2 separate regions of the Homo sapiens genome follow, and region 2 is linked to region 1. Evidence: read pairs that join two places in POLR2A ChIA-PET (ENCODE). Cell type or tissue: Panc1. All regions are shown on one strand. Each heading gives the region's core, and the rest is flanking DNA. Links, peaks and the distances in the headings are about the cores only. Region 1 overlaps BCAS3 (BCAS3 microtubule associated cell migration factor). Region 2 overlaps BCAS3 (BCAS3 microtubule associated cell migration factor).

What was found. Peaks named below come from ENCODE experiments on the same cell type or tissue, not always from the same donor. Only the 100,000 strongest peaks of a DNase experiment are listed, where the experiment ranks them.
Region 2: POLR2A ChIA-PET joins it to region 1 with 22 read pairs; 2 of 35 experiments call an interaction of 5 or more read pairs at or near these places.

The regions. Positions count from the first base shown.
Region 1 is chr17:61,177,778-61,183,162 of GRCh38, forward strand. The region is part of intron 22 of BCAS3 (BCAS3 microtubule associated cell migration factor); the gene reads left to right. Among named protein-coding and RNA genes, the nearest start is that of BCAS3-AS1, 44 kb to the left of the region's middle. In Panc1, for the core only: no CTCF peak of the experiment used is centred there; no DNase peak of the experiment used is centred there; H3K27ac peaks cover 1,903 bases.
Region 2 is chr17:61,238,446-61,243,830 of GRCh38, forward strand. All of the region lies in intron 22 of BCAS3 (BCAS3 microtubule associated cell migration factor), which reads left to right. Among named protein-coding and RNA genes, the nearest start is that of BCAS3-AS1, 110 kb to the left of the region's middle. In Panc1, for the core only: no CTCF peak of the experiment used is centred there; no DNase peak of the experiment used is centred there; H3K27ac peaks cover 3,213 bases.

The DNA of each region.
Region 1 (5,385 bases), core at 278-5,277:
GCTATTTTGAGATTATGTATACCAATTAATTTAGTAGGTCTTTTAAGTGGAAGTTACATAGTGTCTATCTGTTGCACCTGACTTGTTTCCAAACCCATCATTATTTAATGAGAGAGCTAAATTCATGGCATTTTGATTTTGGACTAAACATTGAATATGTACATTACATAAGACTATATACTATAGCTACTAAATGGGTAATCTTTTGTCCTACATCTCTACATTCTATCATAAAAAAATTAGACACTTGTATCTTTGAATGTTTGAGTTGGTGTTTTGCTTCAGACTCTTCAAATACAGACTTTAATCCCAATCTCTTTCTTTATTTTAAATTAAAATTCACAGGTTCTGGTTGGGTGGGCTGTATACATTCAATCTGCCCTCTTATTCCATGGACGTCCTGCTTGGACATTATATTTTGAAATCTGTATTACAAAGTCTTTTATCCTTTTATTAGTTTAGTACTTTAAACCTTAGACATAAAAAAGAAGACTATCAGTGAAAATCAATTGAAATGTAGTTAGATAAAGATCTGATGTACAAGCAGAAGGCTTAGTTGCAGCACAATATAATCAATTAGGACTCTCCAGCTGCATACAGAGTTTTACCCATCCAATCACTTTTCACACGTTTCTTCCATTAGCTTGACTAGAGTTATTCTTCTTTTTTTAATGTGAATTATGATGAATGAGATTGTTGTTATGAATATAGAGATGGGTCATTATCCTACAGAAACCAGATTGTGCTGGTGTTTAGTGATTAGGGCTATCTGCTTCTGCTATCAATAAAGTACAGATTTATCTGTCTCAAATTATGATTGGGAAGCCAGTAGTCATTGTTATCTAATTCATTTAACAATGTTACAATACAAATGTATAATATAAAATTGTTTTTGTTCAGCTGGGTAATTGACATAACTTTTAAGTTGTGAGGGTAAAGGAATATAATTTATCAAATAGAGGTGGGAAATTTTTCATGGCTTAAAATCAAATAAATATTCCTCAGGAATTAGTACCCCCAAATTTAACACCCTGGGTGTAGCCTTTAAGATGTCAAAATGTGGAAAGAACAAATGAAGTTTACGTACCCTATATGAAGACGCTGGAGCTTTGCAAAGTAATGAGCATCGGTTTATTACAGAAGTTCTGTAATTAATTATTACAGTCTAAAAAATGATACGATGTTTTCCTGGGCTTGGGTTGAGGAATTCAGGAGGTGGGAAGGAGTTATTGGATCTAGTTTAATGCACCAAGTGACTGGAAATGGCATTGCTAGGTAAATTGGGCCGTCAGCCTAACATTAGCATTTTTTATTAAAAAAAAATACTCAATCCTTAGAAAACTTACACCCAGGTAGATTAGTAGAGAAGGTCTTGCTAGAAACAGCTATTTAATTTTAATCAAACTTGTTTTTCTTTGCCCTTAAAATTGAATTTTTGTTTTTGTTCTTATTTTAAGTTTTTCCTATTCCAGACTCCTATTGTCAAAGAAAAAGCCTTTTTTTTTTTTTTTTTAATCTACAATACAGTACCTTTCAATACTTGGCCCTCACAGATGTCAGTGCATGGATAGAAAAATTTCATTGTCTGCAGTCATGGATAATTTTAGCGTCATGTGGAAAAGTAAGAACTGTTGCCTGACTATATTGGACACCAAAGAAAGCCCCAGTAGACAGGCTATTCTTGGAGCTTGCAGGCCTGCCTTTGAGGCCCATTGATGAAAAGACCTTTGTGTTTTGTGCCATGAGGTGGGGGAGGAGTAGTGTTCAGTACTAGAAGAGTTAATAAACACCAAGAGCTGTGCTCATCTTGTAGCTTTACTAAGGCTTAATCTGTAAGCTTGATTACCTCCTAACCCTCTATCTCTTGCCTCTCCCTTCAAGCACTGCAGGGGCTTTATGGTGGTATTAGTGGCATTTTGCCCAACATTGGCTTTAGGGAAATCATTCTATAAGAAAGAAAAGCAGAAAGACCGAATCTGTCTGCTGTGTGTGGTCATTAACACAAGGATAACCTTATGAACTCCAGAGAGAGGAGGGGATGTCTGTCCTTACTAGAAAACTACTGGTAAAATATCACTGTTTTTCTCTCTCTCTCTCTTTTTTTTTTTTTTTTTTGGCAGCCCAATTTGTTATAGGCCTAGTGGCATCATCTAGAAGCACTCACTTGAGACACTTTCAGCAGGATATTCAGTCGTTTATAATGGAGAGTCCTTTGTATTCTCTGAGCTGTTTCATAAAAATATATCTGCAAGCTGTAGCGACCTGGGACTTTTTGTTAGAGACACATACACAGAGTTTCTATGTAATTAATTCCTGGTATTGAGATATTTTGGAGTCCGAGACCAGATTGAGTGCACCATTTTGCCAAACATCATTAAGTCATTAGTGTAAGGGACTTGTTATGAAGGACCGATTAAAAGCTCAGAGAAGCTGTCGTACATTTTTATATTAATCCCAAGAGCTTTCTAATATTCTTTTCTCATTCTAATGAGAAGTCTCAGATAATGATGTATTATTTCACTTAAAAAAATCTTGGAAGATAAACCAAGACAGGAAAATGATTATGGCCACAGATAAGAGATTAAACTATTCAGCCAACAAGCTGTAATAAATAAACTCTAAGCCAATGTACTGTTAAACTGGGAGCCACTGGGTAGAAATAATTTGGCTAAAATTCTGGCCCAGTGTTGTCAGAGGATATGAAAGAAATAATGAAAATTCTCCCTTGCCTCAGGGTAAGTAGTAGACTGCACATCCAGACTTGACCGTCAGGTCACCTGAAGGACAGGTTCCCTACAAATATGAGGAAACAACTCAGAGGACCCAATAGCAAATGAGGCACTTAGATAGCATGTGATGGCAGAAGCTTGCTACCTGTCTGAGGAGCATCAGTCCCATGCTTCGTGTCTGCACAGTGGAACATAAAGCAGCAGCTTAGATGGCATATGGCACTATCTGCAGTAGGCTTTGTGCTGTAGGCACAGAATAAAGTTATCCTAGCCATGTAGCACTTGAAATGAGGGGGAAATAAGACAACCATGTAGAGCCTGAGAATAGAATATAAGCTTCATGAGGACAGGGTCTTATCTTTTGTCATTGCATCCCTAGTTAGAATAGTCCCTGATGGATTATAGCAGTTTGATTTAAAAAGGATCTAAGGTCAGGCACGATGGCTCACACCTGTAATCTTAGCACTTTGGGAGGCTGGGGTGGGGGGATCACTTGAGCCCAAGAGTTCGAGACCAGCCTGGGCAACAAAGTGAGAACCTGTCTCTGCAAAAAATTAAAATAAAAAAAAATTAGCCCAGAATGGTGGCACACGCCTGTAGTCTCAGCTACTCAGGAGCTGGGAGGATCACTTGACCCTAGGAACTCGAGGCTGCATTGAGCTGTAATAGCACCACTGCACTCCATCCTGGGCAAAAGAGCAAACAAACAGTTTAATTAATTAATTGGTATGACTGGTGAGGAACAAGATGATTCGTTCCTTGCCTAAGCCCATGCTTACATGCTAAGGCCTGAAACTGTGAAGACCTACTGGTAGTGGTTAAATGTAGGATTTTAATCAGATCAGAGCAAAGTATGGAGTTGCCATGAAATAATTCTGATAGCCACTCAGAGAACTGAGAAGTGATTTATTGCTGGAGGTGATATTATCTTTGAACCTTTGCTTGACCATTTATGGACCAATACACCCAGAAACAGTCTTTTGTGTAGTAACCCAGCCAAAGAGCTTGACTATTTTAATCATTTCCCTTTGATAGTCTGGTCATTTCTTTTGTCTTTTGAAGAAAATATCCACTAATTGGTGTTTCTTTCTGAGTTGCCAAATGCTGAGAAAGCAGACAGTAATTGATGTAGTGAAGATATTTTGCTTCTGTTACTCTGATCATCTACATATAGAGATACACTGGATGATAAGAGTCAACTCTAAAATCAAAATAAATAGAAGCTCCACCATGATTTTTTTCATTGTCTGCTGTAACTAAGTTTGCCTTTATTCTTGAGTTGAAGTACATGATATGACAGCAGAGGTTGGAAACTTTTTAGTTGCTTAATATTTTATTTCTAATACCAAAAGTCTTGCTTTTTCCTTCTTTTTTTTTTTAATCTTGAGACACGGTCTCACTCCGCTGCCCAGGCTGGAGTGCAGCGTCATGATTCTAGCTCATTGCACCCTCAACCTCTTGGGCTCAAGGGATCTTCCCACCTCAGCCTGCCTTGTAGCTGGGACTACAGGTGTGCACCACTACACCTGGCTAATTTTTTAAAATTTTTGTTGAGATGAGGTCCTACTGTTTTGCCCTGTTGGTCTCAAACTCCTGGCCTCAAGTGATCCTCCCACTTTGGCTTCTCAAGGTGCTAGGATTGTAGGCATGAGCCACCATATGTGGCCATTGCTTTATGCTTGAGATTAAAAATGCTGTCTCATAGTATCCAGATATTCTAAATTTTGTGAAAGCATCCCACCATTTTTGAGAGGCATCTAAACCATTTTTAGCTAGTTGTTTATTAACGGTAGTGGAAGAGTGTGGACTATGAGTTTGTGATAACGGTTTTTTTTAACTTCTTATTTTGAAAAATTTTAAACATAGGCAGAAGGAGAAAGAATAGCTTAAAAAAACCCCACTAGCCATCACCCATCTTCAATAATTATCAATAAATAACCAAGCTTGTCTTATCCTTATCTCCCTAATCCTACTCTTTGCTGGTTATTTTTATTTTAACAGCCTTATTTAGGTATAATTTACATACAATACAATTCATCCATGGTAAGTATACAATTTAATGATTTCTTAGTAAATTTACAGAGTTATGCATCCAACACCACAACGGAGTTTTAGAATATTCCTATTACCCTGTGTTCCCATATGCTCCTTAATAGGAGCTCACACTCCCCAACCCTACGCAGTCATTGATCTAATTTCTGTCTCTATGTATTTGTCATTCTGGACATGTCATGTAAATGGAAACATACAATACGTAGTCTTTTGAGGCTGGCTTGCTGGCCTAATGTTTTTGAGACTCATCCATGTTGTCGAATGTAGAGTGTTGTGGACTATGTCAGCACTTTGTTCTTGTGGCCGTGGGCCCCTTTTCACTGAGCCTTCTTTGCCTTTATCTTCACTTGAATTTGTGGGCTATGTGCTGAATGACTTCCCTGTTACTTTCAGTGTTGTTTTAGAGGAAAACACAGTTGTTGTTTTGTCTTTGTTTTAATGAACTGATATCTCCTGTGTGTCCATGCTGATTCTTAAGTTGTTTAAGGAAATATTTCCTTAATAGAAGAACCTTCTTTCAGGATCCTCCTATTCTTCCTCCCAATATTGAAAATCATTTTTTAAAATTTGCCATTAAACAAATTTTTTTGTTTTTCCTGAAGAA
Region 2 (5,385 bases), core at 240-5,239, 61 kb after region 1:
CTCCTGACCTCGTGATCCACCCGCCTCAGCCTCCCAAAGTGCTGGGATTACAGTTGTGAGCCACCACACCCAGGCACAAGAGTATTTCTGCTTGACCAATTCCATCATAATGAGATAATCTGCCCTCATAGCTATTTCTGACAGTGATTTATGGTAGTGCAGAGCTGGCTTTGGCAGGTCTTATGTCTTTATGGCCTTGCTTTTTCTGAGCGACACATTTGCTACCATTGGTGTATGGCTCTCCATTTCCCAGTTTCCACGGGGTGTCTTCACCGTATTCTTATCCTCTGCTGACCCTGCTGCTGTCTTGTTTTCTTTCCTGTCCTCTTTGATATACTCTGTTATTGTAAGCCAGGCTTGTGGCTTCTGGGAGGGGTGATTGGCAGGGTCAGTCAGACATAAGCACTGAAACGTGTGTCCCAGAGGTGGAAGCCAAATTTCCTCTCAGGGCCCTGAGGCTAACCTCCTGTGATGGCTTCATGGCTAGAAATAGCAAAAATCGAAATGGATATTGCAGATAGTCCAGACAAGCAAACAGAAGTCCAAAATGCTTGGGTACCTAAGATTTTTTTAATTTGTTCGTGTATATTTTTAGCAATAGAAGCAATATAGCATACCTTTGAGCCAGTTTTTCCTAGGTGTGCCAGGTAGGTTGGCATTCACAGTTCTCAGGAGACAATCAGGTACTGATTTAGTGAGCTCATTTTTGAAATGCAAAAGCAAAAAGGAATAAAATAGCAGGTTACCATAGTATAGATAGTAGGAGTTGATTGGCACCAACATCTTTATTTAGTTTGGGTTAGAACAGATTCTCTGCATATCAGATTTGAAGAGAAGATCTTAGTTTTTATAGCAGTACCATCAAAGATAGTTATATATCCAAGAGGAAAGCCTGAGTTTGAAATAATGATTAGCTCTACAGATTTTCAGCTTTTTGTTTTGGGGTTTTTTGTTTTGTTTTTAATTCAATTTGCAAAGCCTCTAGCAGATAGTTCTGAAACCTTTGTGAACGCTTTCTGTAACTTATGAAGCTTTTGGAAATTTGGTCTAGTGATGAGTAATTCTTTCTTTCTGACGTTAATCATTTGCATTTTATCAGTGGCTCCAAGATTAATATAAAAAGAGAACTTCATTTACTCTGAGTGATCATGTTTCAATGTGTTAATGTTTTAGGAGTAGCAGAGGATAACATGCAACTGTTAAGATCTAGATCATGCTAAAAGTATTAAAGTTGGCTTTCAGAGATTAGTTTTTTCCTACTTAAAATTAAGAACTTAAAGATTTTAATCAAGATAATCCTAAAATGTCTTAAGGTGCAACTTATTCTGGAGTTGATACCAGTTGGAATAGTAAAGACCAAAGGAGAAATTGTGAGTTAATGTTTACTTTTTTATTACTATTTTAATCAAATGGCTTTACAACTTGACCTTTTAAATGTGAATATATTTTTTTAAAAGAACACTCAGGTATGTGAAGCCATAATTGTTGTGTTGGAAGTTCTCAGCCCTAAAAGTTCTGCACTTGAATGTTAAATATATGTGTGATAAAAATATTTTGATTGGGGTTTTCTGTGTGGGCATTTACATTCTCCTGGTGACAGGTGTTTTGGTGAAGAGAAAAGCATCTTGTAGATGTTTGAGATCTGTAACCATGCTGTCTCAACAGCAGCAGCAGCAGCAGCAGGAGGAGGAGCTACCATTTATTGAATGCCTGCTCTATCATAGGCACTCCTCTAGGCACTCTACAGACATAATTTCTTCTACTTACAACCATCCTGGCGGGTAGAATAGTATTTTTATTTCACAGATTCAAAAACAGCCTAAGAGAAGATAAGTGGTAGGGACAGGCTTTGAACTCAGGTTTCTCTGATTCCAAGGTCCATATTCTTTTCACTATACCATGATATTAAAAAGGAACAAGTGGGGCCAAGCACAGTGGGTCACACCTGTAACCCCAGCACTTTGGGAGGCTAAGGCGGGTGGATCACTTGAGGCCAGGAGTTTGAGACCAGCCTGGCCAACATGGTGAAACCCCATCTCTACTAAAAATACAAAAAAAAATAGCCAGGCGTGGTGGCGCACGCCTGTAATCCCAGCTACTCTGGAGGCTGAGGCAGGAGAATCGCTTGAACTCAGGAAGCAGAGGTTGCAGTGAGCTGAGATTGTGCCACTGCACTCCAGCCTAGGCAACAGAGACTCCATCTCAATAAATAAATAATAAAAAGGAACAAGTGTAGCTGACATTTATCTGAGACTTATCAGCCTTAGCACACATACACTAAAAAGTTTAAAACAGATTTTATGTTATTCACTAGAACAGATTCATTTACCTATATCATTGAGCCCTATAACTAAAGGGTCCATTTCTTTTAAATTGATCTCAGACACACAGAAGTATATCTTAACTAAAACTTTCTTCCCGAAAAGAAGCATTTTTAAAAGGTACCAAGGGCTGTTATTCTTAGAATGATTTGATGAAATCAAAGACAAAAATAGTTTAGGCTTTTGATTAGATTTCAATATGCCACTCTTACTGGGGAGCTTTCTCTTGTTTGGGCATGACAGGATTTTTGCCATGAGAAACCTTCTAGAGCTTCCGCCCCCTCAGTTCTCACTCTCCATCACTTACCCTTCAAAAGACTCTGAATAGCAATTACAATACAGTTAAGCTTTCTTTGGGGGACCCTCATATAGTGGGCACACTGAATATGTGGATTTAATATTAGAGGCTTGACTATTTGAATGTGATTGCAAAAGTCAGTGAGGACTCTGTTATTACTACGAATTTGTAGGTTGGTATTTAGCTTAGCAAGTGATGAAGCTAGTGAGTGAGCCTGTTTACCACCAAGTACCCACGTCTTCCTTTGGCTCTGTTGTCCTCTGCTTGTTTCATCTTGTGACTTAAAACACACACACCTTAGCCAACTGTTTATGCTAATGATGAAAGAGAAGTCAAAGTAAATAAGCTTAATAAAATAATAGTTTGGGCCTGCGCAGTGGCTCACCCCTGTAATCCCAACACTTTGGGAGGCCGAGGCAGGCGGATCACGAGGTCAGGAGATCAAGACCATCCTCGCTAACACGGTGAAACCCCACCTCTACTAAAAAAAAATTACAAAAAAAAATTAGCCGGCCGTGGTGGCGGGTGCCTGTAGTCCCAGCTACTCGGGAGGATGAGGCAGGAAAATGGCGTGAACCCAGGAGCCAGAGCTTGCAGTGAGCCGAGATCGTGCCAGTGCACTCCAGCCTGGGCAACAGAGGGAGACTCCATCTCAAAAAATAATAATAAGAATAATAGTTTGGAGGTAAAATGAGTCTAAAAAATGTACTTACCTATTTTTTCTCTACTAACATCATTTAACATGTAAAATAAAATTTTGTTGAATAAATGTTAAATGTTTCTGAGAAATCTGAGAGCTTTCATAATAGTATAATATTCAGGTTTTTTCTTGTTTGTTTGTTGTTTACTAAAGAGGAATCATTTCTCAGTGTTAAGTATATCTGGGACCAGAAATGGCTCTTGTTATCCAAGGTAAAGAATCCAAACATTGGCTGGGTGTGGTGGCTCACACCTGTAATTCCAGCACTTTGGGAGGCCGAGGCGGGCAGATCACCTGAGGTTGGGAATTCGAAACCAGCCTGACCAACATGGAGAAACCCCGTCTCTACTAAAAATACAAAATTAACTGGGCGTGGTGGCGCATGCCAGTAATCCCAGCTACTCAGGAGGCTGAGGCAAGAGAATTGCTTGAACCTGGAAGGTGGAGGTTGCAGTGAGCCAGGATTGCACCATTGCACTCCATCCTGGGCAGCAAATGTGAAACTCTGTCTCAAAAAAAAAAAAAAAAAATCCAAACATCAGGAAGACAGTGTAAATATCAGGGTCTGACCTAAAGGAGACCTTGAGATGTGTGCTGGTTAGCCCTTTGACAAGTCTCACAGTACCTTAAAACACATATTTATAGTGAGGTTTGAGTAACTTGGAAGTCTATTTTAGACCAAATACACGTTTGGTTAATGTTGCTAGGCATAGAGTGTAGCCCTCCTCCCTTCATATGAGATCCTTTAGACGTGACAAGACCCGCCTGTGATGCCTAGACCCTTCTCCCATTTAGAAGGACATCACTGAATGCAAATTTGCAAAAAGCTATGGCAGAACCTGTGGTTAAAATCTCATAAGATTCAAAGAGTCTGGAATTTAAGAAGCTAAGGGAAAATATATGTCCAGAGCCTATCTTCTACCAGTCAGCCTTGTTTTTGCTTACATAAGTTTATTCTTTTTCTGAGCCAATGTTGAATTGAAGTAATAGTGATCACAGCTTATCACAGTTCTCTAAAGATTATTGCCTCCTTCACTGCCTTCATGAATTAACACCAATTTCTTCCAAATGGAATTCTTTAAAAAAAAACAAAAAAACCCAAAAAACTTTATTGAGATATGATTGACATACAAAAAGCTATACACTTTTTTTTTTTTTGAGACGGAGTCTTGCTCTGTCACCATGTCACCAGGTTGGAGTGCAATGGTGCGATCTCGGCTCACTGCAACCTCTGCCTCTTGGGTTCAAGCAATTCTCCTGCCTCAGCCTCCCAAGTAGCTGGGACTACAGGCGCGCACCACCACACCCATCTAATTTTTGTATTTTTAGTAGAGATGGGGTTTCACCATGTTGGCCAAGATGGCCTCCATCTCCTGACCTCGTGATCCGCCCGCCACGGCCTCCCAAAGTGCTGGGATTACAGGCATGAGCCACTGCGCCCTACTGCTATACACATTTAATGTCTACACTGTGATGAGTATGGAGATACGTATATACCTATCCATCACCTCCAAAAGTTACCTGCTGCTCTGGCAGAATCTCTTTCTTATTTAAAGCTGAGTAATATTCCATTGTGTCTATATACTATATTTTCTTTATCCATTCATTCATGGATGGACATTTAGTTTGCTTCTACATCTTGACTATTGTGCATAATGCTACAGTGAACGTTCCATACAGTGAAGTGGAGATACCTCTTCGAGATCCACATTTCAGTTCCTTTTGATATATACACCCAGCAGTGGGACTGCTGGGTCATATGGTGGTTTTATTTTTAATTTTTTGAGGAATGTCATAAGTGTGTCTCAAGAAAATATAAAGACAGTATAAGAAGACTTAGAATTGAGTACAGTTTGATTGAATCAAGGGTAATCACCATTATCCTGATTTTCAGGACTTTCATTCACTTCCTTCATGTAGCACAGTTCCCTGCCAGAAATATCCATCATGGACGAAGTGACTGCTAGAGACTTCAGGGAAAATAATAACTTATAACTATTTTATGTAGTTGAGGGATGAGTGTTTTGGTTCTTTCCTAAAGAGTTGGAATCTGCTCTGTCAACCAG